Linked DNA regions of Homo sapiens: region 1 is linked to region 2. A link is a loop called in an ENCODE intact Hi-C map of the cell type or tissue named here. Cell type or tissue: Caco-2. All regions are shown on one strand. Each heading gives the region's core, and the rest is flanking DNA. Links, peaks and the distances in the headings are about the cores only.

Region 1 (16,690 bases), core at 5,493-13,492, 89 kb after region 2:
AGGGTCAAAAATATTTTAAAACTAAGGTCTAGCCAGGCGCAGTGGCTCACGCCTGTAATCCCAGCACTTTGGGAGGCCAAGGCGGGCAGATCACCTGAGGTCGGGAGCTCGAGACCAGCCTGACCAACATGGAGAAACCCTTCTCTACTAAAAAATACAAAAGTAGCCAGGTGTAGTGGCGCATGCCTGTAATCCCAGCTACTCGGGAGGCTGACGCAGGAGAATTGCTTGAACCTGGGAGGCAGAGGTTGCGGTGAGCCGAGATCGTGCCATTGTACTCCAGCCTGGGCAACAAGAGTGAAACTCCGTCTCAAAAAAAAAAAAAAAACAAAAACAAAAACAGAAAACTAAGGAATAATAACTACAAGATCATGTCACAGAAGTAAGGTGCTGGGCACGGTGGCTCACGTCTATAATCCCAGCATTCTGGGAGGCCGAGGCGGGTGGATCACTAGGTCAGGAGATCGAGACCATCCTGGCCAACAATGGTGAAACTCCGTCTGTACTAAAAATACAAAAATTAGCTGGGTGTGGTGTCATGTGCCTGTAACCCCAGCTATTTGGGAGGCTGAGGCAGGAGAATTGCTTGAACCTGGGAGGCAGAGATTGCAATGAGCCGAGATCACACCAGCACTCCAGCCTGGCAACAGAGTGAGATTCCATCTCAAACAAACAAACGATACTGACAGAAGGACAATTTTTAGGTATAATATGAATTACCAAAATTGCCACAAATAGAAGTAGAAACACTGAATAGATGAATTGATTAGAGAAAACAATCTGACAACAACAAATAGAAACAACAACAGCAAAAATCTTTAAAAGTTATAAAAGTATTATCTGGTTCAAAAAATAATCCCGATACAGAGAATTTCAGAGAAAAAAAAATTGCCCATGAAAATATAATTTCCATAGGTGCAGAACACAGAAAATGATAAAATCTTTCTAATCATTACATAAAGTTTACATAATTTTGATATCAAAACTAATAAGATAGCATAAAAATTCAACTAAAGACCAAATCATTAGGAAAATTGATACAATAATCTCAAACAAATATGGAATACAGCAGTAAGTTAAGAAAACATTTCATCAGGGCCAAGTAGGCTTTGGTCCAAGAATAAAAAGATGATTAAATATTAGGAAATCTGTAATTATAGTGCACCATTTTAATAGATCAAAGGCAAAACTTATGCAATAATTCAAAAGAAACTATGATACTCCATATCAAGTCTGGTGTTAAACACATTATAAATAATTCTTACTGGATACTCATAATATCCTCACAAGATATTTACATGATTATCTTCATATTACAGAGTAAGAGACTGAAATTCGAAGGGAATAAATAAATTGCTTAATGTTACACAATTCTAAGAGGAGGAGGTATAATTTGACTCCAGCTCTGTCTGGCCATAAATCCCATACTCTGGCTTCCATATTATATTCTCCTCATGGATGATAATTTACCAAAATCATCCAAAAGGCATTTTATAGTATTCCAAAACCCATTTTTTTAATTTTAAAAATTCTCAGCATATTAGGAATGCAAAAAAATTTCTTTAACATGGTTAGAAAAAAATCTATCATCAAATAAATAGCTGTTAAAATCAGAAACAAGATAAGAGTAGAATGCCAGTGAGTATTTTGAACTTTGCTGTGGAAATTCTGGCTAATGTTATAGGACATAATCAACAAAGAAGAGATACATTATTTGGAAAGATGATAGAATCATTTTTTGATTATAATATAATTGTTTATAAATAAAACTCAGGAGAACTAAGTGAAAAATAATTATCATTAACAAACAGAATCAAAAGACAAAATACTAAAAGCAATAGCTTTCATATAACAGTAACCACCAATTAGAAAACAGTATCTTAAATAATCTCAAAAATAATTAAATAAAAAGTATCTAATACCTAGGAATAACCTTAAAAAGAATGCAGGACCTCTACAAATAAATGATTTTTTTGTCATATCACATAAGACTTGAAAAAGAGATATTTTGAAATTATTGAAAATTGTGAAGATGCAAACTTTTCCAAAATAATTCATAATTTGCACATAATTCTATACAAAGTACAACAAGTTTTGTTTTGTTTTTTGAGATGGAGTTTCGCTCTTGTTGCCCAGGCCAGAGTGCAATGGCATGATCTCGGCTCACTGCAACCTTGTGCCTTCCGGGTTCGAGCCTCTCAAGTAGCTGGATACAGGCGTGTGCCACCATGCCTGGCTAATTTTGTATTTTTAGTGGAGATGGGGTTTCACCATGTTGGTCAGGCCGGCTTGAACTCCTGACCTCAAGTGATCCACCTTCCTCAGCGTCCCAAAGTGCTGGGATTACAGGCATGAGGCACCGTGCCCGGTCCAAGATTTTTTAAATTTGAAAATTAATTCCAATACTCACCTTAAAGAATGCTGAGACAATAACTGCTAAAATAAATTTAAAATACAGAAAAATGAAAGAGTTAGGGGCCACCATGTCAGAAACAGGCTATAATACAAATTATAATGGGATATATAAACTATAATATGGTTCTGCTACAATAATTAATAGATGGTTACAGAAATAGAGAGCCCAGATACAGAAATGTATATACCAATTAAAAGATAGATTTAATCAAAAAGTCAGTGAAGAAAAGAGCACTTATTTAATAAATGGCATTGAATTAACTATTTGAATAATTTAAAATGTATGTTGCTATCTCATACTATATGTTAAAATAAAGACAGATAAATGTTATGTTAAATTTTAAAATAAAATAATAAAGGATTATGTAAAATACAGGTGGTTATTTATCAGCTATTGAGCCTAGCAAAATAATTTCTAAACATAAAGGTAGTGAAATGTGTCAGAGAGTAATAGTAGATTTGACTGGAGTAGCAAAGGTGAAACACATTTATATATCAGAGAGCAGAATACTCAAAAGGCAAACACCAAACTGGAAAAATAATTTCCAGAGACATAACACGCAAAGGTAGTTCATAAGCAAAATATTAACATCTCAATGGATAAATGGGCAAAGAACACAGATCAACAAGTTACCAAAAATCCTTATAATTATCCAATAAGCATTCAAAATTTTTAAAATTTTTTTTAAAAAACTAATGCTTAATGCTGTTGAATGTGAGGAGAAATAGTCACGACACAGAGAGTAGGTGTGTAAATTAATATCTTTGGCCACATCGATGAAGAATCATAAAAACGTCCATGCCCTTTGATTGCCTCTCCTAGGAACTGTCCAATAGAAACAATTAAGAAGGTGAAAAAAGATGTAATGCAAAACTATTCAAGGCCGTATCATTCATTCTAGGCAGAAGCATAAACATTCAACCATAGACGTACATCCAAAAGTGCAATATTATACAGTCATTGAATAATCATGTTTTGAAAAATATTTAATGTCATGAGAAAATTTTCCTAGTCAAGTGAACATAAGTAAGATATAAAACTTTGTCCAGACCATAATTGTGATTCTGTGATGTAACCATATATGCAGAGAAAAAAACTGGAAGAAAATATGCCAAAATGTTACAGCAGCTATCTCTGAATACTAAGGTAGGCAATTTTTATTTTATACACTGAATATCAGAATAAAATTTATTAAAGAATAAAAACAATACTGTCATGAGAAATCAGAAGCTGGACACACTGGTCATGACCTTCTAAGGATGTAAGGAAGCCTTCGCCTTTTATGTTCCTCTAATTTTACTCCATGATCTCACAGGGAAATGAGTGGAGCAAGTGGCTCATCAGCCACCTTGGCCTCTGAAAAGAATTGTCCCAGAAGCCATCTCTCTATCAAACCTGGCTAATTTCTTCTCTCCTCCTTCAGCTCTGGCCTCTTCCTGCTCACCTCTGCCAATCTCCTTTCCTTCCACTCAAAGTCTGGCCACAACAAAAAAGAAAGCAGGTTTGGAGAGAGGTCAGTATGCTGGGTTATTGTCAAAGGAGTTATGTGTGTTTGTGTGTTTCTGCAAAAGTGCATTCTGCTGCTGCTAAATTGTCATTCCATACACTATCTACATTGGAAAGATCTTTCTCAAAAAAAAAAAAAAAAGAAAGAAAGAAATATACTTTTGAAAATTCCTGCAATGCCTACTGTGACAGTGACATCAGAAGTCTATTTGTTCTTCACAAGTATAATTCATGGAGCTTTATTGAAACCATATCATTTGATCACTCAACAATATTCAGCAAATCTTTGTGGGGTGCTCTCTATGGTTCTGGGAAATATAATGTGAGAGTGGGCGGCTGAATCATGGTCCTCAGAGATGTCCATAGCTTTATCCTGAAACTTGTGAATAAGTTACTTCCTATAGCAATACTTACACATGTGATTGAGGTAAGGATCTTGAGACAGGGAGCTTATCCTGCAATATTTGGGTGGGCCCAAATAATCACAGAGATCTTTACAAGGAAATAGGCAGAAGAGTCAAGATAGTTGTTGTCCTTGCAAAGTATTTTTTGCAACTTCCCAGTCTCCCATCATTACCGGGGACACAGTTATGCAAATATAGCCTCCATTTTTATAAGAAATGAAGGAATTAAAAAATAGAAGTAGATGAAAACTATTTAGCAACATATATTTTAATTATAAAATTAGGAGGCACAGATTCCCCTTTCCAATTAGTTTTTAAGTCAAATCAATCAAATTTCAAAGAGCAGTTATGCATTTATTTTTAAAATTTAATTAGGAAGAAATTCGAAGCAATTAATGAATGTTATCAATTATAATGCATTACCATGAGAAAACCCCAACAACCCTTAAGTATGATTGAATATTTTGTACTCTGTAATGATGAACTAGGCTTAGCCATTTAAAAAAATTAACTCCTGAGCTTAAAATAATCTCAACAAGTCAAACAGGTCTAAGTGAACCTGCAGTGAACCTAGGAGAGAACTTTCTCATGCTACACCCTTCTTTGCAGTAATGGGAGGGTTTGATCTCAGAGGGAATACCTTTGTTTCATCGTGTCCTGTTAATATATTAATAAGTTCAATTGCCAGCTGTTCATTTTCATGATGACACAGGGATATCTTTATTTCTATTTATCCTGTATATAATCAGGGGCACCATGACCCTCTTCTTTGAAATGAATGATTTCAAGCTTAATGGAAATTTAAAGTACTATATAGCAAAACTCTATGATCTGAGTCCTGGAGGGGAAGGGGTGAGTAGACATTAGATAATAAATCCCCAATGAAAGCCAAGAGAACTCGAGAAAGCCTGACCATTTTGGTCCATAAAATGTGTCAGGGGTCAGTGCTCTGCAAATGGGAGGAGATGGGGAATGAAGGTTTCATAATTTAGTGATCACCCAAATGGTATCGGAGGAGTTTGAACTATAAAGAGAAAAGTAGTTGCCTCTTGCTGACCACCAAGATTGCTACAGGTTTCAAGGAAAGAGAGCGCTAGTCATCACGACCACTTCATTTGGTAATTATTTATGAAGTACCTTCCTGCCCTTGATGACGAATTCTTTCTTTCTTTGAAACCTGTAGCGATCTTGTTGGTCAGCAAGAAGCAACTACTTATTTCTTTATAGTTCAAACTCTTATGATACAGTTGGGTGACAACTGAATTATGAATCCTTCTTTCCACATGTGCCATTTGCAGAGCACTGACCCCTGACACATTCCAAGTACAGAAATGGTCAGACTCTCTTGAGTTCTCTTGGTTTTCACTGGCGATTTATCATTAAGGATGTAAGTATAACTTAACTTTAAAAAAGACTCGCATATATGAAAAAATCAGCATAATCACATAGAAACGCAATTCAGGGATCAAAATGCTATTTTTAAAAAATCTTTTAAAAGTCTCCATTGTAAAAATGATTACTGCTCAACTCTGAGAAAAGTAATGATACCAAAAGAGGTTAACCAGAATGAAATGTACAATGTTGGTAATTAATGATTACTTTAGATAACTATGTAAACATTTTTTCAGAGGCACTTGCTATCAATTAGGAAAGCTACAATACACAGATAAGCAGGCCTTGTCCTGGTTTGTTCCATCGGCTAGAGAAGCAGCCTTTAGCTAGGGGTCTTTATTAAAAAGACTTGTATACCTCCCATCTTGACAACCTAAAAGTTCATTCTCTGAACATAAACACAACCCATTAAGTACCTGTCATGAGGTTATTACAAAACATATAAAAATATAAAACTTGGTCTTTGCACATTTATAACAGATTCAGGTTGTTTGGCTAAATGTACATTAAATGTTCAAGAGTCAGCAAGTTCTGGGTATGAAAACTAATATTTAAACAGAGAAATGCCTTTTCTGAGAAAGAAAACCCCTGCCACTGGCTTTGGAGAGTAAGAACACAAGCCAGCAGATGACAGGGAAGGACTCTATGCCACTAGTTAAAAATAAATGACAGAGAAGCCCATGCAAAAGCAGGCCAGAAAGATGCGAATTTAGAGAATGGCAAACAAAACAGCCAAAATAAGGTCAAGGACAGATGTAAGACAGAAGGAAGTCAAAGCAGGAATGGCTTGAGTTTGAAGGCAAAGGCAGAATTCTGAATTTGACAGAGGGAGTGATGGGCAGCCATGTGGCTAGTTAGAGGGTGATTTAAAGTTGGCCAATGAAAGACAAAGTATGAAAGGGAAAATCAGTTCTTCAGAAATGATTATTAAAAATTCTTGAAGGCAAGCTACTTACAGCCATATTTCAGTACAAGCATGGTGAACACTGTATACCAATATAAGGAGTGTTCCTTATTTTAAATCTGTTCTCATCTATTTTCATGGATTTCACATATATATGACCCATTTCTGACAGCAGGGAAGGTCACTTTCATATTAATATTCAATATGTCACACCACTGTCATATCAACTATCCTCAGGCAGGTCTGATGGCTGGTTGACAGAAATGGGCATTTTGAGAGGAAATTCCCAGAACCAAGTAACCCAGCTGGAGAATACCGCTGCAGGAAAGACAGCAGTACTATATATTAACTCAGCAGGGAAAACAGCTAAATTGTTCTTCCTGCTTATTAATAGACCAACATTTAGTCCAACAGCTCTAATTTTCTGTGGAATTTTTGACTTTCTCTCTTGAAAACTGAAAGTCATGTTAATGGTTTTCTGCATAATGCTTGTCTGTATGGTTTAGGGATATGAGGGAAGATTTTTTCAAAATAGGGAAGCCGGTCCAAAGAATATTAGCCTTATCTTTTCCCTAAATACTATATATGTGAGACTATCTTAATTCAAAGGAGGCGATATAGTGAAAAGCTTTTCTGTGCTAGTTTTAGTAATAACTTGTAATAATGGGAAAAAAAGAAGATTAAGTTTGAGTGAATAATAGGACGCTAAAAAAGAAGATACTAACTTGGCTCTTAAGTTTTTAGTGGGACTTACTGCTTTGATTTATAAGCAATAATCATAGAGGCAGAAATGAGACAATCTAGCATCTAAGCATTCAAATGAACATTTTAAGAATTAATGAGGAAGGAAGGAAAGGAGGGAAGAAGGAGGAAGGGGAGAAGGAAGAAAGGAGGGGAGTTAGCCGGGAAGTAAACAGAGGGAAGAAGGGAGAGAGAAGGAAGGAAACTAGACACTCTTAAAGAAAGCATCATAACTTAATATTTAAGATTCTTATTTTATACAATTAAAAATCTCGTTTAATTATTTAAGAAAGAAAACTTCCACAGGTATAATGTACAACTGTACCTTAGAGACCATGTGATATGTATTCATAGTCTGAAAAGTCTTTGTATTTATTCTTGGGAAATAAGGACTACACACTCAAAAAGAAATTCCTGCAGAGAGGCAGGTAAATGGACAGCACGATTTACAGTAGACCTCACATTTACACATTGGCAACCCTCACAAAAGCTGATATGCCCTGACGTTTATTTCCTCTGAACATTTACTTACGAGTGTCAAAGTCTGAAAGAAACCTCATTACAAAAAGTGACATTTTATCTCCATTTGTGCATTTATGAACGTATTCTACATTTTTCTGAAGTGTTATTTATTCTTTACTTTAAAAATGTACTACCCAATTTATCTATGAGGTCTTTCAGTCTCAATTCATGACAACCTTTGTACTTACTGTTCCTAAAAACTCAAAGACGAGTTTCTGAGCTTTGTAATAAAGAACTTCATTCTGCTGTACAAATTAAACCAGGTGTAGGTAAACCAGTGTAGGTAAATGAAAAACTGGGGTTAAAAAGAAAAAGATGCCAATCTATAGTAGGCTCAGCTTTTTTTTGAGAGAGAGATTAAGGTGCATACAGTCAACTGGTGTGAAGGTCACCAAACAAAATGTTGCAATCTTAAAGTGCCACTGACATGCAGTCAGTGTGCTGCAGCAGCTCAGGATTAATCCATGCAGCTCTTTCTCCTTCCTTGCTATTGTTTCAGAATCCTTCATAAATGTGCATTATGAAGTCTGTTATATTTGCAGGAAAACATTCTAAAAATTAGACAAATTTTTCTTCAAATTGAAATAAAAATATGTAAATAATATAACTTTTAAAAATTTGGTTTCCCACACCCAGGTTTTGTTATAGGAAAAGTGACCCACAGGCTCAAAACTCCATAAATATTTCCTTGTGATACATATGAGCTATGACAAGTCTAACCTTAATTATTTATTATCCACTTACTAATGACGTCTAAATTACCAAATATTTCAGTTGAAGATTTTCTGATTTTCCTGGGAAACAGCTGAAAGCTACAAGCCACTACATGTACTTTTTTTTTTTTTTTTTTTTTTGAGACAGAGTCTCGCTGTGTCACCCAGGCTGGAGTGCAGTGGCGCGATCTCAGCTCACTGCAACCTCTGTCTCCCAGATTCAAGCGATTCTCCTGCCTCAGCCTCCCGAGTAGCTGGGACTACAGGTGCCTGCCACCATGCCTAGCTAATTTTTTTTGTATTTTTAGTAGAGATGGGGTTTCACTATGTTAGCCAAGCTGGTCTTACATTCCTGACCTCGTGATCCACCCGCCTCAGCCTCCCAAAGTTCTGGGATTACAGGCGTGAGCCACCACGCCCGGCCTACATGTACCTTTAGCTTTCAAAAGTCAGAGTCAAAATCAGAAGGAAGCATTCCTGGTTCAGGGACCTCTATTCTCTTTCACCTGCTCCTGACCTGCTGCTTTCCTTTTGGTGAGGACAGCTCCTTATAAAGCAAATAGCTCCCCACTCTGAATGGAAAGGCTCATCTCCTCAGTCCATGTTGCAAGCACAAATCTCCCTGATAGTCATTTAGGGAGTGAATCAGACTTGCAGCCAATAAGCACAAAGCTGACCTTTAAACCTCAGCCTTTAATAGAGCATTGGGTTATTTTACTTTGTGTTTGCTCAACATTTCCAGGGGTCAAAGGGCCTGGTTTACTGACGTGGGGTGAACTAGGGAACCTTGCTTCAACTTCTATGTTGCAACAGATAAAAAAGCACTGGGGGCTGGGCTGGTAGGGGCCTAAGCCCCAACCTCAAGTATGCCCAGTATCACAGGTGTTAGAATACATTCTGAAGTCTTTAGCATTTAGAGATGACTAGATTGCCCGAGGCTGAGGACTAGCCCTTAGCTAACAACTATGGGAGAAATGAGAAAGAGTCTTGGGGGCTGGGGAGTAAGCTTTCACATTTTCCCAGTACTGCACCAAATGACAGATCTTGAGGTGAAAGGAGAAATCAGTTAATACTGATTCTGTCTTTATTTAAACATTAATATTTATTTTACCATGGGTATTTGTGCATTACTTTTGATTTTTAAAAGTAGTGCATTAAAATAATATTTGTTGTGATTGCCTGGATTTTTGGCACCCCCTTCCGTTTGGTGCCCAAGGTGCGTGCCTAACTTCCCTCACCCTAGTCCTAGCCCTGGTCTGTCACCTCATGGTTCCCATCCAACATTTTCACATAAAAATGGGGGTAGATTTAAGCAGGCTGGTGGAGATGCTTACAGCAGGGTTGAGAAGGGGAGAAGTGTCCAAGTCATCCAAGAAAATCATTACTGAGCATGTAGTATGTGCCAGATGTACATTCCTTTGGTCCTCACCTATGAGGAAGGCCTACTAATCTTCTGCTGAGAAAGATGAGGCTCCGAGAAACATGCTTCCTTCCACTTTCCTCCAACCCAGGAACCGGCGCTATAAACCACCTGGTGCTCAAGCAGAAACGTGGGGGCTGTCCATGACCCCTCCTTGCTAACCCACCTGTAACTATTTATGATCACTCAAATAGTAAATGGAGGGGTAAAGTTCAAAAGATGGTCTGCTTGATGACAATGTCCACACTCTTTTTGCTATATCTGCAACCTCTCCCAAGAAAACTGGTCTTGTTAAATTGTTCTGGCATCCTGTTGGCTGGTCCAGGACAAGGTTAAATTATTTTTAAGTGCTGTTTTGCAAATTTCTCCAGTATATTTCAGTTCGAATTTGAATACCAGCTCTATCTCTGGCCCAGGATGCTACTTGAAGCCCGACATCTCTCCACTCAGATATCTCACATCCATCCAAACAAACAACTCCAAAATAAGATTCTTGACCTTCCTCTCAAACCCTTATTCTCCCCAGTTTCCTCCATCTCAGGCACTGGCACCACCAAGTGTCTTGTACACAAGCCGGATACCTGTCAGTTGTCTTTGAAACTTCCCTCCTCTTCTCCATCCAAACCATCACCAACTCTTGTCTATTTCAGTAGTCAAAACAATTAATAGCAGCAACAGTTATTAAAGCATTCACTATGTGCCAGGTACTCTTGTGATGCATATACAGCATTATTAACTCATTCGATTTTCATAACAACTTCACATCATGGCTCCTATGATTATTTTCATTTAACGGTGGCATAGGAAAATTAATTTGCCCAAGGTCATACAGCTAGTAAGAGAGGAAGTTAGTACTATAACCCAGTCATTCTGGCTTCAGAACACACACTTTTAGCCATGACACTCTATCCAAGATAATCCCCAATCCATTCACCTTACTCGTTTTCCACTGTCTCATTTTAGTTCAAGCTCACTGATTTTAGTCATTGCTCACTCTAGCAACAGCAAAGGTCTCCCAAGTGGTCGTCTTGGTTCTGTTTCTACCTCATTTTCACACATCAATCTTCATGAAACAGCTAGCAGGATCATCTTAAAGTTTATATTGGATCACGCCATTTCCGCTGCTAAAATCCACAAAACCACTCAACTACTTTCTGAATGAAATTCAAACTCCTTAATGTGGTCTCTAAGGTGTATGTAAACCGGCCCCTTCCCTCTTCCCAGACTTTGTCTCCTACCCTTCTCTACCTTACCATCTTTCTATTCCACTGGCCTTCCTGCTCATCTTTAAACCCAGCAAATTCATTCCTGTCTCATGGCCTTTGCACATGCTGCTCCCTCTGCCTGCAGTGTTCTCCTAGCCCTCAAGACAGCTTCATCAAATCCTCAATGTGTCTCAGGGTACTTTCTTGACCCCTTTCCCCAAACTAAAATAACCTCTGTATTATTTTATCTTAGCACCCGCTCTCTACTTTCATGGCAATAAAAAAATGCATTCCAGGAGGAAATATAAAACGAAATAAAAATTTTGCAAATCATATCTCTGATAAGAAACTTGTATCTTGAATATACAAAAAACTCAATAGTAAAAAGGCAAGATAATTTAAAAACAGGCAAAGGATCTGGAATATTATTAAGCAATATAAAGAAATGAATTTTATCGATACATGGTATGACATGGATAACCTTTGAAAACATTATGCTTAGTGAAAGAAATCAGTCACAAAAAGTCAAACATATTGTATTATTCCATATACATGAGATGTCCAGAATAGGAAAATTCATAATTCATACAGACAGAAAGTAGATTAGTTGTTGCCCAGAGCTGGAGGAGGGAATGAGGAGCAAGTGTTAATGAGTGTGAGGTTTTTGAGGGGAGTGACAAAAATGATCTAAAATTAATAGTGGTGATAGCTGCAAACTGAGAATATACTAAAAATCACTCAATTGTGTGCACTTTAAGTGGGTAAATTGCATAGCATGTGGATTCTCAATAAAGCTGTTTAAAAATAGAATGGAATGTAGTTTTTACTACACTTTAAAATGGACCTGTTTGGCATTTACAAGGCAGGTGTGGCTTAACTAAGAGTATCTACAACTTGCTTTTGATAGGAGAAGATAAGTTTTAGATGAAACTTCCTCATATAGAATTTATAATCTCTCTCTCTTCTCATAATTCCTAGTCTTTTTGTCTTTTTCTATAGATATTGTTGAAATCTTAGAATAAGATGTATAGAATTTTAGCATGGGACAAGATATAAGAGATAATGTAGTCTCTGATTTTAGAGGAAAGAAAACATACTCGGAAAGAATAAACATCCTTTCCACGATCACAAAGATAATGAGAATGAGAATCAGAGCTTTCCAGATCAAAGCTTTATTTTTTATTTTTCAACAGCACCATAGAAAATGTAGAGTAGTGAATGGTATTTTCCAAAATATCTTCTTGACCAAAGTCGCTAACAATTGACAAGGATGAAGTCTACACAGAGATTGCTTTTTATTGCAGTCATTCCCTCAGTAGCCCTTGACCGAGTGCTTGGTTTGTATTAGTCACTTTGGGAATAAGGACTTACTTTTTTTTTTTTTTTTTTTTTTTTTTTTTAAGGCAGTATTGAGTAGGAAGTTTACATTGGAGTCTCTCCCTCAAGAGTTAGGTCTTCATAGGTACTGAACACTTACACCAATCACCTCCATTACTCAGCTCCTAAGCAGAGATGGAAGCCTCCTAGGTGGAATGTTGAATTTGATTTTGAATTCTCTCTTCAACATTTTCAGCATAAAATTCTTTTCCACTCCTAGATAATATGCCTTTTCTATCTTCTCTTCTCTGTAAAACACTTGGCTTTGAGATCCTGAGAGGTCTTACTTAGTTGTGGGTCTTTGATTATCTCAGGTTTTCTTTTGTCAGCATCAGTGGGAAATAAGAAGTGAAAAAGTGATTTCGTTTCTTAGTGTTTCTGAGTTAATAATGGAAGCACAACTTTGGTTAAATCATTACTTTTGATTCAAATTAAAACACTGGTATCAACATAATACTTTTAAAAATAATCAGACTAGACAATCTGTTCAGATAAGCATTTGACCTCAAAAATATTTTTTACTTCTATATTCCTTGACTACCGCCCCTTTCCAACTTTCCTCTATTTCAGAAAGTTTAAATTGCCTAAAAGAATTCCGGCTTCATTCAGTGGGGTCTTTTATTAATAGGCAGAGAAAAGAGAACTGTATTATAAGACTCAATGACATATAGGATGGATTTTTGCTACTCCATTTCGTCTGGCTGATGACAAGAAATGCATGTGTCCATGCTCAGTGTTGGTTTAGGTGGGCTGGAGAAGGTGGGGCTACTATTTTGACATCACTGTTATTGCTCAATTCTCTGAAATATATTTTTAAAGCATTTTATCAGCTGCTTCACTGAATTTCTCTGCAAACTATTATCTTCTCACATAATCCAGTAAAAAAGAAAGCACATAGTCCTTTTAGATTCCCAAAGAATTTAAAAATAAGTTCGGCCAGGCATGATGGCTCATGCCTATTATCCCAGCACTTTGGGAGGCCAAGGCAGGAGTATTGCTTGAGGTCAAGAGTTTGAGACCAGCCTGGGCAACATAGTGAGGCCTAATCTCTAAGAAAAAAAATTTTTTAAAAATTAACTGGGTGTTCTGTCACACACCTGTAATCCCAGCTACTAGGGAGGCTGAGGCAGGAGGATTGCTTGACCCCAGGAGGTGGAGGCTGCAGTGAGCCATGATAGCAACACTGTAATCCAGTCTGGATGACAGTGTGAGACCCTGTCTAAAAAAAAAAAAAAAGTTAAAAATGTTTATGAAGCTTATAAAAATGCATTCATTCAATCTGTTTTGGTTGTCACCTGATAGAAATTCTTGAAAAGGCAACCAGGTTCCTCTCTACTATATGGGACTATGAAATAGAGTTTTCTACATGATAGTGAATGATAGTAATAAATATGTTTAACCATCTTCCTATCATTCAGTAACCAGTTTGTATACTATCTTATACAAGGTAAGTATTATCTTGTATTAAATATTAAAAATATTAATTAAAACATTAAATTAAAATTTAAAATATTAGTTTAATTAAAAATATTAAATTAAAATATAAAGATAAGTATTAATTATCTTGTATAAGATAGTAAACAAACTGCTTACTGAATGATAAGTATTATCTTATGCTTATCTGATAATATAAGATAGTATACAATATCTTATACACTGTCTTATTATATAAGATAAACTTACTAATAATTCTCTTTCAGAGTTTCATTGTACCATTAGTTAGCATCTAACTTAGGTAGAGAGTAAAGAGGCAAAGGTGGTGAACTGTGATTCTATCTAATTTCTGATTTTTTCATTCTAGAAAAAGTTTAGGGGAAAAGAGAATAAAACTAGTGTAAATTGTAAGGTTTGGGGCTTTTTGGTGTCATCAATTGGCAAACCTCTCCTAATTGTGTTCCTAATTAAGCTTTATTGGACTACACAATATTTAGAAGGGAAGAAAAAAGAGAGGGAGGAAGAAATTATTAATTCACAGAAACTTGATTTAATTGCCAATAGTTAAAAACCTTAAGATTTCACACAAAAATGAAGATTTCTATTTTTTCTTCTTAAAACAAGACAATATAGTCACCCTAACTAAGCCTGTATTACCACAGGACAATACTGAGGGGTAGCTGTCCTGTTTAGGCAAGCTATACTCACCCTTCACCTTTTCCTGGCCAGGCTGGCTAAATTCTTTTATCCTCTTGATCCCTAAAGGCATTTTGTCCATGAGACCCTTCTGATCTAGGCCATCCTTCCTAACATTCTGGCCATTAAAATGAACACTTGGCATTTGATTAGCAGGTATAGATGCATAAAAGATGAATGAGAAAATATATGTCTTCTAGTCTGACTCTGACCTCAGAATCTAATGTCTTCCTAAATAAGAAAATACAGCACACATACCTACTTTTTAAACTATTTTCATCAGCTGACCAAAAATCTGGATTTTTCTGACATTGTCTTAAAAGGCAACAAACTAGTGACATGCGAACAGAAACCACAGGTTTAAAGAACATTGCTGAAAATATTATACGTTTGGTATCTGTGCAAGTGTTTTCTCAGAGTGCTTTCATCTTTCCTATTTTTATTTTTTCTAAAAATAGGACTGTTTTAATATCAATATGTCATCAAATAATCCATTTAAGCAGCAGATTACCAGGCAAAACCAAGAAACATCAATAGATAGGAGTGTAAGACACTGTGTAGCCCTGCACTTCTCTGAAACAGCAGATCAGATTTCCCAGTGAGGACATTTGCCTTTAGAGTAGAGTTAGGCGCATTTGAAGGCTATAGGAGCTCTTCAGAGTCATGATGGTAGTAATTACTCAGTAACTGCTTTAGTGATTTAAAGCAGAGCTTCTCAAACATGAATGAATCACCTGGGCATCTTGTTAAATGAAGATTCTGGTCCAACAGGTCTGGGGTGGGGCCTAAAATTATGCATTTCTGACAAGTCCCCAGGGGAAGTCTATGGGGCTGGCCTAGGGTCCACACTCGGAATAGGAAGGTTCTAAAGAAATACAGCATTGTAAAAGGAAAAATAAACATTTTGAGGCTAAATGACAGCAGTCATTGTGGGCTGATAATACCTGCCAGACAAATTATCTCAGCATCATTTCTTGTTCCTAGGAGTTGAAGCAGCCAAAGTTGGCTGACTGTGTGCTAGCTCTCTTTAGAGATCCTGAGCAGGCTGAAGACCCTGTTGTACTGGGTAGTTCTGAAGCACAAAAGACCACGGAAGAGTTTTTTAATCAAAAAATATTTGAGGTAATCTCTGAAATGCTTACAGAAGACTGCAATTTGGTCTGTAGTTTACATTCAGAATAATTGCCTTTGAAGATTTAAAAAAAGAAGGAGCTTTGAAGAATACCCCATTTGCAACATCATTGCCTCTCAACCAGTTAAACATTTTCGATTCTTTCAGTCCACTCAGTAGGGTCCTAGTTAATGCACTGGTTACTAACAATTTAGCAATTAGTTTCAATTTCCTCCACCAAACATTTTATAAATGGTAAAACTGACTAACTCAGATACCCACTCCCTCCCCTACAGTGCAGCAAATGTATCAGCAACCTGAAGGAAAGAATGTTCCTCCATGAACATCCAACTTAACTGAGGAGTGATTTAAGTACTGAGAAAATTAATCTCATACTATTCGAAAAGAAGAACCGAACTGCAAACCAATAGTCACATTACAGAAAAGATAATACTTAGCTAAAGCTTCAGATGTCCATGTAGGATGGCCTTCACCTTCAAATACGTTAAATATTATAAATATTCTAAAAGAAAAAAATTCAAGGTTCAGTTTTTTCCTCTTTTACTTTCTGATATTTATGTATTTATTATTTATTTATAAATATTTATATATTTATTTATTATACTTTAAGTTCTGCGGTACATGTGCAGAACGTGCAGTTTTGTTACATAGGTATGCACATGCCATGGTCGTTTGCTGCACCCATCAACCTGTCACCTACATTAGGTATTTCTCCTAATGTTATCCCTTCCTTAGGCCCCCACCCCCCAACAGGCCCGGGTGTGTGAGTTCCCTTCCCTGTGTCCATGTGTTCTTGTTCAACTCCCATTTATAAGTGAGAACATGTGG
Region 2 (16,690 bases), core at 4,670-12,669:
CTGTGTCAACTCATGAGTAAAAGTGAAGAGCAAACTTCTAAGTTAATTAAAAGAACTTGGTTTGGAAACAAGATTTTGAATCCCCCAAGGCTGTGAAGACTTTCCTTTCCATCCATCCTCCAATGAGGAGCTCACAGAAGGCTCAAGATAAAAAAGTGGATTTCTCCATAAATCCACATTGATACAGATAAATAAACACATGAGTAAACAAACAAACAAACAGAGGAGAAGGGAAAACTCTTCCTCAAGGCAGAATGGATATTAAAACTAGAGGTGAAAATTTAAGGAGGAAAAGACATTTGTATGGTCTCAAGGTATTTAATTTCACATAACATATATTAATTACAAAGAAGAAAATAGTAACTTTCCAATGAGAAAACCCAACAGACAGCACCTTAACCAAGTGATTAAAACTAACATCCTCAATAATGGAGTAAAGTGGCATCATGTGCTTCCTGATATGATGCACTGAGAAGGACATGAGATCATTAATGTGGTGTTTCCTTCCAAAGGCACATCACCTGAACATATCTTTGAGGAAATATTAGAAATACACACTGGAGACATTCTACAAAATAATTGGCTTGTATCCTCCAAAAATACCAAGGTCAGGAAACACAAAGAAAGGCTGAGGAAATGTTTCTGTATAATAAAGGAGCCTAATGAGACATGACGACCAAATGCAGCATGATATCCTGGAATGGATCCTAATTGGGAAAAAGAATTGTTACCAAAGACATGATTGGACAATGGACAAAATTTGAACAGAGGATGTCAATTCAATAATAGTATGTATCAATGTTGAATTTCCTGGGTTTGATAACCAGCCTGTAGTTATGTAAGAGGCTGTGCTTGTTCTTAGGAAATACACAACGAAACACTTAGGAATGAGGGCATAAAAGACAGTAAGGTGGCTGACAGAGACTTAGTAGTATAAAAAACCACAATTTTTCTACACTGTAATTCCTTCCTGGCTATACCAGAGAGATGCCAGTGAGGTCACGCCAAATGGGCAGTGAGGCTCAGTGCATTCACCTGAAGGCAGAAAGGGTGTACACAAGGTATACGTATATTAGTAAAAACACATGGCAGGGTCATCTGTGGGTCTGGAGGAGTTTCTATAATCTTAGCACTTGTATATCAGAGTCTGGCTTATCATGGAAACTCCTACAAATTAGCTATATGAAAAATACCTTCATTCTATTCCAATGGTTCCCCAAGTCTTAACTCATTCTGGCAACAACTCTAAAGTCCAGAGTCTCATCTAAATATCATCTAAATCAGATATGAGTGAGACTTGAGGTATGATTCATCCTGAGGCAGAATTCTTCTCCAGCTGTGAACCTGTGAAACCAGACAAATTATGTGCTTCCAAAATTCAATGGTGAGAAAGACACAGCATAGACATTCCCATTCCAAACAGAACTAGGAAAAAAGGAGAGGGTGAAGGATCTTGAGCAAGTCCAAATCTAGCAAGACAAATTTAATCAGACTTTAGGATTGAGAATAATCCTCTTTGGTTTGATGCTCTGCCCTTCTGGTCCACTGGTGTGGTGGTGGTCCAGCCCCCAAAACTCCAGGTGGTCCTGAACCGCCTCAAAGGTTCCACCGGACAGTCCTAGACCCAAGACTTTAGTGGAAGGCTGTCTGGCCTGTTGAAACTGAGATGGTGGCCCTGATGATCTCTGAATTGTCTTTGCAGGCTCTTCTCCCCTTTTCTTAAGAATAGTACATGCTCACAGCCAAATAGTTCTATGGTCCAGGCCAGTCAAGTCTAAGAAATCCAACAGGCTTCTTTCATTCTGTCCTGTTTTGTCTGTCTCCTTTAGTTCCAACTGGCAGTGTCTTTGCTAATATGATCCCATTCTATTCCTGGCTTTGCTAAGACCCCACTAGAACTGCCCTTAAAGTCTATAATTCTAGCATACACCTCAAAACTCTTCCAGCCTCTACCCCTTACTCAGTTCCAAAGCCACTTCCATGCTTTCAGGTATTTGTTACAGCAGCACCTCAATTGTTGGTACCAAAAAAGTCACTAGTAGGGCCAAGTCAGACATGATGGTGAAAACCATTTTCTATACACTGGGATTCCTCCCTGGCCATATCAGAGAGGCCCCCTGAATATGCAGAAAAGAAGGAACGTACACAAAGGAACCGAGGCTTTCCTTCTCCCACCCTCCTGTCAGACTCCCTTACACCAAAGATGGTCTCTGATTGCCAGTCATGAGAACTTTCTTCAGGGGAGATGGGTTATAGGAAGGTAAAGACTTAGAATAAATTATTCTTTGGCAATATATACAGACTTAGACTTAAAAATTTTCAGCACCTAGCCATGATTCTCGGTGACCTATGGCCAATAATTTAACTAAAAATGTAAAGGCTCTTATTTATGGTGAGGCACCTGACCTGAAGATTGAAATAAAATGAGGTGGTATCCTTGACTCAGTTTTGTTGGTTTTATGTTTTTTTTTGTCCCCCAAAATGAACACCAATATTTTAGGCTCAAAATCTCAGAGCTTCAAGGGATGTCTAAAGATAATTTCATTCAAATTCCTCTTTTCACAATTGGGAAAAGCAAGGAGTCAAGCAGAAAGGTAAAGTGACTTTCTCAGTCTTAATCTTGTGCCAGGACTGGAATCCTTGTCTCTCCCAAAAAAAAAAAAAAAAAAAAAAAAAAAACAAAAAACAAACAAACAAAAAAACACCAAAAAACTCTTACCATTTGAATAGAAATAAAACATTATGTGGTTAAAAAAATTTAAAAAGTTCAAAAGAGCATATCATGAAAAATGAGTCTCCATAGAGTTTGTGACCCTCATTAAAACCTTATTTATCTTCCCAGAAATGTTCCTGGCATACACATACATATATACCTATGTATTCTTTTTTTCATAGAAGAGTATTCATATTATAATGTTATCTATCTTTCTCATTTTGTTTGGCCCTTAATTTGAACTCTTTTCATATCAATATACTCAAATTTATTGTCCACTTCTGAGGGGGTTACACAGTATTCCGTTGTTCTTATTCCATTTATAATTAAAGCATTCCCCTAGTGACAGACTTTTAGGTTGTACGCTGTTCTTTGAGATTATAAACTACGCTGTACTGGTGGAATGTATGTATTTTAACAATGTGCGTCTTTTCATACACTTCCGTCATTTTGTTTTTCTGAAAACTTTGTCTTTAGCAACCACTCCCCTATCATTCTTTACTTCCTTGCCTTGCATTAGTTTCCCTTGCAGATTTATCACTGCCTGAAATAGTACTTGATTGTTTATTTTTTGTCATTTATGTCTGTTGACTAGAATGGAAGCTCCATGGAATTAGGAACTTCGTTTTATTCACTACTATATCCTTAGCCCAGAGAACAGTGACTGGTTCCTGGTAGATGTTTAATAAATATTTGATGAATAAATTAATAAATGCTTTGCACACTTTACTATTAGATATTGTTTTTCTTACTAATTCATAAGAGTGCTGTATATAGTAATTAAATGAGCCCTTGTCATTTGTGTTACCAATATACTTTCCAGTGTATTTATCTGACTTTGTTGATGGCATTATATTTTTGCCATAAATAAATGTTATATAGCCAAACATAACATAACTGTCCTTTATTTTGTAGCTTTTGGGTTTTGTGTCTTGCTTAGAAAGGCCTTAGGCACTCCAGAGTTATTTTTAAAAACTTGTCTGGTACTTTAATGGTTTGTTTTTATGTTGGAGTCTTTGATTCATTTGGAATTTATTTTGGCATAAGTAGTAGCTGTGTATTCAGCTTTGTTATTTTTCCCAAATAGCCCATTGACCCAACATTAATTAAAGAATAATGCATCCTTTTCTCATTATTCTGAATGTCATCTTTATCATATACCAAATTCTCATAAATATTTACACTATACTTTCCAGTCCCTATTATATTTTGTTCATTTGTCTGCCTACTTCTGTGTTGGTATGAATTTGTTGTAATTCCCCTTGATTTATAGTGTATTTTAACATTTGTGTAAGACTGGGCTCTCCTCTTTGTCTCCTTTACACTGATGTTTTCCTGTCAATTCTCGCATGGTTATTTTTCCATAAGAACATCAGAAACCACTGAACCAGTCAATCCACTGTCAAAACATTCCCTTAATATTTTACTGAGGTCAGATTATAATATAGATTAATTTAGGAATAAATGACATCAATAAAAGAACTTAGCTCTCTTGAGTCCTGAATGTTCTTTATGCTCTCACGACTTCCTTGATATACACAAATAAAATGTAATTTTCCTCAATGGGAAGAATGAATGTGACTCTTATACTAAAACTAAAACAAAACCTTCTGTTCCAGTTATCTATTGCTGTGAAGCAACACCATGCCACCCCAAAATTTAGTGGCTTAAAACAGCAACCACTTTTATCACGTCTGATGATTTTGTGGGTCCAGAATTCAAGCAGGGCTTCGTTGGATGGTTCTTCTGCCTTCACATGGTGTTAATTAAGGATACTCAGTGAAGTTCAGTTGGTGGCTGGGCTGGTATGGAAGTACAAGATGGCTTCACCCACTTGCATGACACCTGGGCAAGGATGACAGGAAGGCTTAGCTGAGCTGGGATTATCTCCCAGAGTTCCCAGATGTGGCCTCTCCAGCATGGCAGCTTCAGGGTAGTTGGAATTTTTAGATGGTGACTGAGGCTCCAAAAGCAGGTGTTCCAGTGAACAGGGAGGAGGCTGCATGGCCTTTAATGGTCTAGCCTCAGAAGTCACTTAGTGTCTCTTCTGCTGTATTCTCTCAGTCAGTGAAGTCACAAGCCTGCCCAAATTCAAGGGGAGGGGATATAGACCTTTATCTCTTGATGAGAGAATGCCAAAGAATTTGTGACCATGTTTAAAAACCACCATTCCTTCTAATAGTAGAAAACTAGACAATTTTCTCATTAGTTTAACAACTCTAGACTTTTCTACAATCTTTTTTCTACTTCCCTCACTTCTGTCACTGGAAACATTGCCATGATTCAAAACTATAAGTATTTTATTTTTAAAAACACATTTTCAGTTGAGTTGTATTCTTTGCCCATGTGCGTGGGGACAGCCATGGCCCTCAGCATGACTTTGGCTTTATCTGTCCATTCTTTCTGCTACCCACTTCTGGCCACTTTACAGCTTGCTGGTGCCTCCACCAGAGGGTGGCAGGAGCAGAGAAAGTGAACTCAAATTTGTCCGTTTAAAAAAACTTGTTATTTGGCAGCAGTTTTGCATAAAGGCAGAAAGCAAATTAAAACTAAAAGTACATATTTTGAAGATTAACTGTGAAACTCAACCACTCATTACAAAGAACACCAGAGCTGGCTATTCTTTCTATTAATCCAAGGCCTTATTTCAAAGACCCCTAAAGATGTGCTCCAGTAATCCCCTTCATGCCTTCCTAGATTATGCCTTTCTTTTCTAAATTCCAGTGATAGTAGCAACATTTATTGATTATCTGCTGTGCCAGGTGCTTTACACATGTTTATTATTGCATTTAACCCTAACAGCACTCCAAGGGTGGGAATTGTTATGCTGATTTTTAAGCCAAGAACACTGCTGCCCATTGAAATTAGCTACTAAGGTTCACAGAGCGAAAATGTAGCAAAGTCTATTCACTACACCCTTGTGTCCAGATGTGTTCAGTAGACCAGCAGCATCAGCATCACCTAGGAGCTTGTTAGAAATGCAGAACCTCAGGTTCATTCCCAGACCTTCTGTAAAAAGCTGCATTTAATACGCAGGCGATGCATATTAACATTAAAGTTTTTGAAGCCCTGCTCTCTATCCTGCTTCTCAAACATTCCTGCACACTGGAATCCCATGGAGAACTGCTTTTTACCGATACATAATTGTTCATGAACAACTTTTTAAAAATGCTAATGCCTGAGCACCTTTTCTTCCTCCCAATTCCAATTTAACTGATCTGGGGTGCAACCTGGGCATCAGAAGTTTTCATAGCTCCCCAGGTAGTTCTATCATGCAGCAAAATTTAAGAACCATTGTTTTATATAGTTCACTTGGTACTAAGCATATTCTATATCCGGTATAGTTGTTTATCATTTTTATACACATCATATGTCCCCAACATGAATATATTTTATATATCAGCTCTCTTTACAGAGTGGCGGTTTCTTGCACAAAATATGCACTCACTAAACATTTGCTGCTATTGCTGTTGTTGAAAATGGTGCTTAATTGGTCTGTGGTGGGGCTCGAACATCAGTATTTTTGAAAAACCACCTCACGTGATTCTATTATGCAGCCAAGGTTGAAAACCACTGGGTTGGCTCCTACAGCTCCAGCTGATGGTTGCTATGGAGAAATTTGGGCAGAGGAATGCTAAGTGTCCTGATTTTTGAAGAAGATCCTTAAAACCCAGATTTTTATAATAACTGTTGACAACAAATTCAGGTTTTTGAAAAAACTGTGTGAACAAAATAAACCACATCTGCTGGTCATGTGTGCCTGCACATGCATGAGCATACACTTGTAAAGGGATATGGGATACTCAATATATTTATGGTTATGCACTTGGAAATTCATAACTCTAAGTCTGAATTATTATAAATGCCACCACTACTGCTGCTTTGGAAAAACACACCATCATCATTGCATAACCATCTAGCTTAAAAAAGAGTCACCATATTGTTTCTGTCGATATACATAATACACAGCCCAAAATAGAGATTGTGAAGTCTTGGAGAATGAATAATCTGTGCCTCATTTTGTTCTATGCAATGCCTAAATATGCCAACAGAACAAGAGGATGTGTCCCAAAAAGAGGGGGCAGGAGGCATTTGGAAATTCTGGGAAGAAAGATAGTCTATAAGAGCAGGGTACTATTGTTATGAATTCTACCCACTGCCTGAGCACCACTCAGTGATTAAGGAAAACCAAAGAAAGGAGACCCAAGAAGAAAAACTAGAACAAGAAATAAAGGTATGAAAGAGAAATATGGCCAGAAGAAATTTTCCCATCTGGTTTCTTCACCACTAGTGGCTCCTTATGTATGGATTTGTTTGCCAGAGCTAATAAACAGTGAGGGTCTCTAATGATGTGAAGCTGGGTGGTAAAGGCACTGGGGGCTTACGTCATGCAGCCAATGATGTGTTGAGTGAAATATACCACATGTTGAATTTGCTGGCATCAGCACCTTCTGCCGATTTAACTTATGGGCAGATGATAGCAGGCCCAACACCCAATACTACTTGCCCATATCCTTGCTTTCATTTCATAAAGCAAGAATAAAAGAGAGTCAGTATCAATATCAAAATAAATACCACTAGTAATATTGATGATGTTACTTTTACCACCAATAATAATAGCAGTTATCAATTACCGAATGCTTACAATGGGCCAAGCACTGTGCTAAACACCTTACGTATTATATCTCATTTATTCTCAAAACAATAGCCACACTGATTCTTTTAAAAGAGATGTCAGATCTTGCTTTCACCTCCTCAAAACCCTTCAGTGGCTCCCATTTTACTGAGTGCCACAGGCGAAGTCCCTTTCACAGTCTGCAAAGCTGTATGTCTACCAACTATCCACCCCCTTCCCTACTCATTATCTCTCTGACTCCACCTCCTACTCCTCTTCCCCTCTCTTAATCCATTCCATCTGGCCTAATGAACCTTCTATTTCTCCAACATGAAGCCTCTGCACTAGCTGCCCCCTTCATAAGAGATGCTCTTCCCCTAGATATGCACAAGCATCATTCCTGTCACCTTCTCAGTGAGGGTTTCTCATACCAAGCTGTTTAAAATTGCATTTCCCCATTCCTACATTCCCCTTCTTCTTTTTTCTCTCCATAGCACTTATCACCTTCTAATATCCAACACTGTACTTATTGATTTTTTAAATGGACTCTCATCCACTGGACTGTAAGCTTCATGAAGGCAGAGATTTTATTCTGTTTTGTTGATTATAGTGTCTCCAGTGCCTAAGGCAAGGCCAGGCACTTATCTGGCACTTGATAAACATTTTTAGAATGAATAAATTAATGAATTTAATCCTCACAACAACCATAAGAGATAGGTGCTATAATTATCCTGCTTTAACAAGTATTGGGTATGAAGTTTAGAGACATTATATTTGCCCAAGATCACAAATGAGAAATTGTTAGAGGGATGTAAGCCAAGGACATCAAGACATGTATAATAACATTTGTGACCTGCCTTGTTATTTTAACACTTCGGGCCTTACTTAGAAAATGATACATGTGACAACTGGAATCTAGAAGTGGACCTATATTGGGTGCAGCTGGGACTAGGACAATTACTGGGAGCTGATGGGAAAATGAAGGGAAAACTCCAAAATTGACTATTTTTATTTCCTGTGGTTAGGGTAATTCTTAATTTTTAGAGCAGTTGATACCATTTTTTGGATGATCATTTGTAGAGGAGATGGATCTTCTGAAGTATTATGATCATGGGAAATAAATCAAGGCTTAGCAAACTGTATTTCCTTGGGGGTAAATAAGTCAAAGGCCAATTTAGATCTTAAATCGCCTAAGACATTTCATCCAATGAGAGCCAACTGCAGGAATTTAAGAGTCCAAAGACACTGTAGGAAATTACCACTGCAAACATGTCCCCAGGACTCTTAAAGGCTTCTGCAGAAAGCTCATTAACTCTGTTTTTAATGTTTCAAATACTCTCTCATCCAAGAATAAATCAGATAGAATTCAACTCATGCCAAACACAGGGTGCCTGAGCTAGCTAATTGTGCCTAAAGCCTCAGGGGAACTTGGTAAATATTAAGCAATCCACTGGAGCTGGAGCTTTCAGTGGGTCAAAGTGCTTAGTCCACAACACATTCATTTGTATGGTGTTTGGCTAAACCAAAACGTGAAGCTCAAGGGATAGAAGATTAAAATATTTTCTCTAGATCAAAAAAAATTTTTCAAACACTTTTTGAAGGTTGTCTGAAGAAAAGATATATAAGCAGGAAACATCTTTTGGCAACTCTGTGATGAGTTTGACAGACAAGAGTTTCTTATGTCCTTCATACAATTTAAAGACAAGAAATATACTAGTGACTTGACATTTTAAGCTCATTAATTTCAAGTAATACACTTCATAATTTCCAAAAAAAAGTCATGTCTGTGTATTCGGCTCGTGGCAAAATCTAAAATTCTATGCTTGGAACAAAGAAATTAGAAAAATGTGGCAGTATTCTTTCTCTAATATACATAAAAACACTTAAACAGTTTGTGATTATTTTCCATTTCTTATATGAGTCCCAAATTATGCACTTTATTACTAAGGATGGATGGAGTCTGAGAAGTAATACAAGGTTCAATCCACATATCCAAAATGACTGTCTTGAACTGCAAACATTAGAATTCTACCTAAGTCTTAATGAAACAAAGTACATACTGGGTTCAGTTATAAAGGCCTTGCCACTCTTAATATAAATGTTTATTCATTTAAGGCTACACGGCAAACCAATATGGAAAAGCATATGGTGGTAAAAAATGAACCAGGAGATAGGGGGTAGCTTTGGAAATGGCATCAGAGGAGCATGAGCAAAATGTAAACAGAGATCAGCTATAATCAAGAGTTCTTATCAGTATCCTCAGTCATTTGATATATTAATGGAATGATAACTTGATTATGCCAACCTGAGTGAAGTCATGCAGTGGTTGAAGTATGGAAGAAAATCACATTTTCTAAATGTCTACTATATGTCAGGCACTTTATATTTTTAGTAATAATAGCTAATAGTAAGGATCTATAATATAAAAATAACTTTCCACAAATGAATTCCAATTCTTACAGTAAAACTATGAAGTAGGTGTTGTCATCCCCATTTTACAGATGAGAAAACTGAGATCTGAAAAGATTGAATAACTTGTTCTGTGTCACGTAGGTAGTAAACAAATCAGAATTCAAACTTCATTCTAATTCCAAAGCCCAAAATCTTTCTGCTTCATCATCCATGTACAAACAAGACATAATAATTTGGTGTGATTTACACTGTTCTCTAGGGAAAGGGCTCTTGGGGGTACTCATGTGAAAAATTACAGGGATAAAAATAAACAAATAAAAGAAAGCAGCCTCTACAGGTAACGTTTTTCGGACAAACAACTGAGAACAATAGGTTTTGAAAACTTCTCCTAATGAGGATATTTTAAATGTTAGAAAACTTAGTTTTGCTTTAGAGAAATACCAAAAATCAAATTACATAATTTTCAATAAGATTTTAGCTCATAGACATGTACATATCTATGTGTAAATACCTAGCTTTTTCATATCAGAATGCCCATTTTCAAAAATCTTATGCACTTATATGTTACTTCCAAATATATACAGAATATGCCAGAAGTGGATTTTGTATACCTTGTATATTACAGGTAAACTGCTTAATTCAAAAACATATTTCTAAACCCTGTGTTTATAAGAAAAATCATTTACCTGCCACATGTATTATTAGCCTGGTCATTTCTTATCCAGGAACATAATTTCCTGCCTTATTCACCAACAGTTACTTGAAAGAGTACACTAATCCAGCAAAGAGTCACTGCATCAAGTTTACCCCCCTACCAACTTGCAAAAGCTTGGGAGTGTGCAGGAACAGGCAGAGGGCAGAACAGGCACTCCCTCTGCCCATGTTTGCAAGCTGACAGACTGCAGGGAGGAAATGATTCATGCCACAGAATCTCCAGCCAACTTCGTGTCACTGGACTTTATAAAAACAAATAAACTAAAGCTTTTCAACAGACTGGAACTGCTTAAACAACTTTAGTAACATGGCTGCTTTATAAGGTCCCCGGGCAGTTCAATCTTTAGAAACTTGGGCCATAGATAAGATACTTTGTAAAGAGCAAATCCATTACCAGCTTATTATTGTAAACTGGATTGTCACTTTGGGAATCACAAAGAAATATGATAACTGCAAACAGCAGCAGTCAATTGCCATATGGATAATCTTTATCAGCTGGAAAAAATTAATTTGATTTTCTTAGAAACCTTAATTTTATTTTTAAGAGTTTGAACTTTAAAAGTTTGAAAACTGCATGGTACAATTACTTTATGGAAGTCTCATCAAACAGTATACCTTATAATTCTTATGCCTTATATTTCCTTCCCTATTGACTACTTATTTTATAATGGCTTCTAGAAGCTCATGAGGAATACTAATTCATTTAGAGTTTCTATTTCTCCCACCAATAATTTCAATCTATTGTCAAAGCAATGTAAAAGAAAATTCAAGTAACTTCTATCACATTTGGAAAACTTAAGAGGAGGAAATAAGATATTCTAATCGGGCGTATTTTGACTTCAACTAAATTTATTGGCTAAAATCCTGTGCATTTTGAAGGTCAGAATTGTTTACTTGGCTATGTCCAATATTAACCAGTTAGGTTAGGTACATATTATTTGCATATTGAAATGCATTATTACCTTTTCCAAATTAAAAAGCAAATTATGTCTGACAATACTACCCTACCCAGTTCCAGTTTTTGGCAGTAGAGTATACACATATGTCTATGGTACTTATAGCTATCAACCATCGTTGAATCAGACACTATTCCTATATAACAAGCATTCTCTACTTATACTAATTGTAGCCATCTTGCCTTCTGGGAACATGGAGAGAATTGCCAATCTTAGACTAGAAAGGGGTGAATCCTAGCCAGAAGTCCTCTTCTACTTCATCGTTACCCCCATGCTTCCAGGCAGTCATGACCAGGTGGTAGCGATGGCGGGAGTGAGGGACCAAGGCCTAACGGCTGCTGATTGCTCTCTTCACTCATGTCTTTGCCCATCAACCTATCAGTCTCTCTACTTCCTGGAAGCACGTGTACTCTGATCATTTTAAGGATCCGGAAGTCAAGTTATCTGAACTGCTATTCATCAGGTTTTCTGATTTCAAATCCATTTTTTTTCTGTGACTATAGCACAGCCTCTCACTTTTTTTTTTTTTTTTTTGAGAAGGAGTCTCTCTCTGTCACCAGGCTGGAGTACAGTGGCACCATCTCGGCTCACTGCAGCCTCAGCCTCCCGGGTTCAAGCAATTCTCCTGCCTCAGCCTCCCGAGAAGCTGGGATTACAGGCACATGCCACCACACCAGGTTAATTTTTGTATTTTTAGTAGAGATGAAGTTTCACCATGTTGGCTAGGATGGTCTTGATCTCCTGACCTTTTGATCCACCCACCCACTTCGGCCTCCCAAAGTGCTGAGATTACAGGTGTGAGCCACCACACCATTCCTAGAAGTCAAGTTATTTGTACTGCTGTTCATCAGGTTTTCTGATTTCAAATCAATTTTTTTTTCTGTGACTGTACCACAGCCTCTCACTTTCAAATAATGCTAATCAACATTTGAAAAACTAATGACACATTCATAATTCCTTCAACAAATGTGTGCTAAACACTAGCTGGATGGCAGGGACTGATCTGGTATACAAATGGTCAGAGTTACTACCTTCAAAGAACTTTCAGCATAGGCTGGAAGCAGGACGTGGAGATGTTTCACAGCAATTAGAAGTAGGGACAGAGGTCAACGAATACACTGAAGAGGGATTGAGCATTTGTACATGGCAAGAGATCGGGGAAGCCTTCAAAGTCAGACTGGTGGTTAAACATTCAGTCAATTTAGAGTAAGGGATGGTAAAAACCCTTTTATGTATCAAACCTCTTTGGTTTAGAAATTACAGACAGGGTAGCAAACCCTGTGGTCTTTATCAACCACACTGGGATTAGCAGCGACATGAAATAACAATTCCTTAGGCTTATTTCCTCAATGGATACATACCAACATTCAGGCTTGATATACTGGGTTACTGCACAGTCTAGTAAGCTAGCCTTTGGGTTCTGGGCTCAGTTTGACCAGGTTCAAGTCCTTCTATGCCATCTAGAACTGATAGTAGAAAAGTTGCTTGAGTTCCTGTTTTCAAAAATGGAAATTTTCAAAGCATGTTACATGCACTGTTGTAACATGCTTTGTTGCTACATGCACTGTTGTAACATGCTTTGAAAATTTCCTTTCTTGTCAGTTAGGCTGGATACTCTAAGGCACTTCTCACAGCAATACAAGTAGATTACAACAAGAAATGTTTACAGTACTGCCGGGCTTGCAGGACATCTCTAAAGGGTACACTGAACTAAAACACAAAGAGTAAGTGGTGAGAAATGCATAAACTGTGATTGCCATGGGGACAAATGTTGAACTAACATTGTGATGAGAAGCCTAAGCCTGGGGCTCAATACAAGGAGGGAGAGATAAACACAAGATTTACTTTAAGCCCAAATCCTTAAAGGGACTAGAATAGCTCCCAGGTTAGCACAAAAACAGTTGGAGAGCCAGAGTTGGTCTATGGGTCATAGTTCACTAATCCCACATACAAGATAACAATGCTACTTAACATATGTAATTATTTTATGATTTATAAACTCTTTCCCCTTATCTTATCCAATTTAATCCTTATACAACTCCTGTAAGGTAACTAAAAGAATTATATTCTGCCCTTGGTATGCCACTGCCCTGACATCTTTATTTTGAAAAAAAATACACGGATGACTTTTCTGTCTGGCATACTCTATTACTTCACAGCACCCTGGGGTCCTCTTTGTGCCCCCTGACTTTACTGCGGTATTGTGACAAGATGACCATGGCAGGATGTGTGTACAGTGTGCACAAGAGTGTGCACAAATGAACAGGAGGAGAAGATTCTTCTTTATCCTGTCTAATACAATGTACCATTAATAAGACATTAGTCTACCACTAATAAGACATAAGGCACTAGAAAATTAATGTTAGATACAAAGCAAAGAAGACTAGACACGAAGCTAAAACTTCATAGAAAGAGGAGATGGAAAGGTTGAAGAAATGTTGAAAATGCTCTTTTGGGTGCGACAACTAGCATCAGTTGAAATAACCGCAGAATAAAATGGTCTGTTTTTGCCTAGTTATGTTGCATTTCCTTTCCTCTAAGTACGTGTGTCCTTTACCACAGAAGCCAATGAAGGCCATGAATCAACACACTGCTGATGCTTACCTTGATGATTCTATTTCCCTGGCAATAGCCAGAAAGAATAGGAAATTTATGTACACCAAAACTTCCAATGTCCAAGCACTTCCTCTTCCCACTTTGAATATGTTATAATGATGTCATCCATCTAGGCAAGATTTACTCAGCATTGTAGACCAGGACCAGAGCTCAGAAATTTTCTCATTAAACCCTTGCATTTAAGTGGAGTCTATGAAGGTTCGGAGGGGAGAGATCAGGTTATAAACAGTGATCATATATTACTTGTTGCACAGATGAGTTGTAAATATGTAGAAATTACTTTCAACTCACTGTAATTCTTTTAAAATTATTTATTATTTAATTTTTTTGAGATGAGGTCTCACTATGTTGCCCAGGCTGGTCTCAAACTCCTGGCCTCAAGCAATCCTCCCTCCTCAGCCTCCTGAGAACTCACCATAATTCTATAAAGACATCTTATATGTTTGCATTGGAAGACATAAATAAATGCCAATGCTGGAAAGAGAAGTAAAAAGGTGGAGACAGAGGGGGAAACTAACATCATATCTACTATATGAAACATATGGCACACACTTTTCATGCTACGTTGAATTCAGTTATCACAACTCTGCTGGGAGGTTTGACTCTCGTTTTGCAAAACAGAAAATTAAGATTTAACAACACATCCCAGGCTCTCAGCTTGTGAGTTGCAGAGCTGAGGTTTGAACTCATGTCTATATTGACTGTAAAGCATGTATTATTGCACACATTGCCTTCACAACAAGGAATTCTACATTTTGGGAATGATTATAGAAAGAAAACATGAGTAGAAAATAATATAAACAACTTAAATTGTAAGACGGCATACGATAGAAGTCTATCCATTGGTCTAAATATCACACTGCAGCAGTATTTTACCCCTATGCTGGGCTATTTTTTAACACTCCTCTCCTCTCTTGAACAAAACTTTTTCAACAACAATCAAAAACATTTCACCACCAGTGCACACTCTGTTTCACTGTTCCAAATTTAAAACACAAATGAATATTCTAGGTTGTCACACAGTATGACAAAACTGAAACAACTGAAGATGTATTTCTTTGACTGCACAATCATTGGCTATAATCATTTATTTTGAATCTATTTAAATGCCCAATACCTAGTAGCCCAAGGGTTAAAGACACAACCTGTACCAAAAGTACTGAACATCATTCCAAAGTTTTAGGAACTAACTCTGGAAACTAATGTGTGGAGCCAAATCCCATGTTTTAGAGCTGACTACATAACTAGGAGTCCTCCAAATTGACTTTCATGTAAATTTGTGTTTATTAAAAGATAAGTATTAAAAGATGCTAGTTTGGAGATGAAATATATGTTACTAAAACTCAACAGTAACTGCAGCAGTTGTTTAGAACTTAAATCAACACAACACATTTTTTAGGGGGATATTTTACGACTGAGACTGCTTAGAACGGGGCATTATAATAATAAAAAGTCAGCTGACATTTTTGTCCATTTTATCATTGTTGTAAAATTATTTTCAGATAACTTGTCCCCTTTATTGTCTGCAGTGCCTTGGACAGACCATTCTCACCATCCTGCCCATGGTATGTCACTGCCCTGAAATCTTTATTTTGAAAAAAATACGTGGATGGCTTTTCTTTCTGGCATACTCCCTTACTTCATAGCACCGTGGGGTCCCCTTTGTGCCCCTCTGTCACTGGCTTTACTGTGGTATTGTGTCAAGATGATCATGGCAGGACGTGTGTGAGGTGTGCACATGAGTGTGTATGAGGTGTGCACATGAGTGTGCACAAAGAAGCAAGAGGAGAATGTTCCTCAGTATCAAATACAGCACTCCAAGGAGATAATCATCTATGGAGTGACTTCCTGGGAGGATCAATGCTCCACTATTTCAGAACATTCTCTAGTAGTGACCCTCACTAGTCTGGGGACAGTCTTCTAAACCAAAATGGATAATGATAGGGAATGCTGGGGGATCACACCAGGCACAATGCCACACTTCGGGCACTATATCACTACTCACTTATCAATGCTGGCTTTACTTCTGACAAATTCAGATGGGCACAAGGGCTCCCCAAGCTAGGAGACTGTTTGATTTTAGCTTTGGCTACTCTGGCTCCAGCTTCACTACAATGGCATTGCTGGTCAAGATCCCAACTGAAGTCGTCATTTGAATTTAGGCCAAATCACCCTTTGACTCATTCTTTAAAGAGGTTAATAGCCTAACATTAATTAAGCTCTGTTTGCAGGTAATTTTCAAAAGAGCTGTAGAAAAGGGAAACTATTATTTACCCCATTTTATGGATGAAGAAACAGAGGTTTGAGGAGAATAAGAAACTTGCACCAAGTCAGGAAACCAGCAGGCAACAGAGCTGGATCTCCAAGACAGTTCTGATTCCTAAATCCATTCTCTTAACCTGTATAGTATATTTCTGAGCAATAGAGTGGTTAGAACACCTATCTACATTAGGCAGACATCCAAACTGACAAACTTAGCTTAAGATTAAAGCACTCCTCCCAAAAAGGTATAGGTTTGTCCTTTGCAATACTTATGAAGATATTTTTACCCAAGAATTCTAGAACCTAGGTAACATCATCCAGAGCATAGGTCCACATAAAAGAGAAAGGTTATAATTGAAAATACAACTATTAAACATAACATTATGTTTCAGACATGATTCC

The links. Peaks named below come from ENCODE experiments on the same cell type or tissue, not always from the same donor. Only the 100,000 strongest peaks of a DNase experiment are listed, where the experiment ranks them.
Region 1: it touches region 2 in a loop (6-fold over the local background); 3 of 110 quality-filtered maps call a loop at or near these places.

What each region holds. Positions count from the first base shown.
Region 1 is chr3:24,442,513-24,459,202 of GRCh38, forward strand. The region is part of intron 1 of THRB (thyroid hormone receptor beta); the gene reads right to left. Among named protein-coding and RNA genes, the nearest start is that of THRB-AS1, 43 kb to the right of the region's middle. RefSeq lists an enhancer at 9,207-9,351 and a cis regulatory region at 9,272-9,285. In Caco-2, for the core only: no CTCF peak of the experiment used is centred there; a DNase peak (open chromatin) is centred at 9,359; H3K4me3 peaks cover 743 bases.
Region 2 is chr3:24,354,696-24,371,385 of GRCh38, forward strand. The region is part of intron 1 of THRB (thyroid hormone receptor beta); the gene reads right to left. Among named protein-coding and RNA genes, the nearest start is that of THRB-AS1, 130 kb to the right of the region's middle. RefSeq lists an enhancer at 5,206-5,838. In Caco-2, for the core only: no CTCF peak of the experiment used is centred there; DNase peaks (open chromatin) are centred at 8,756 and 10,616.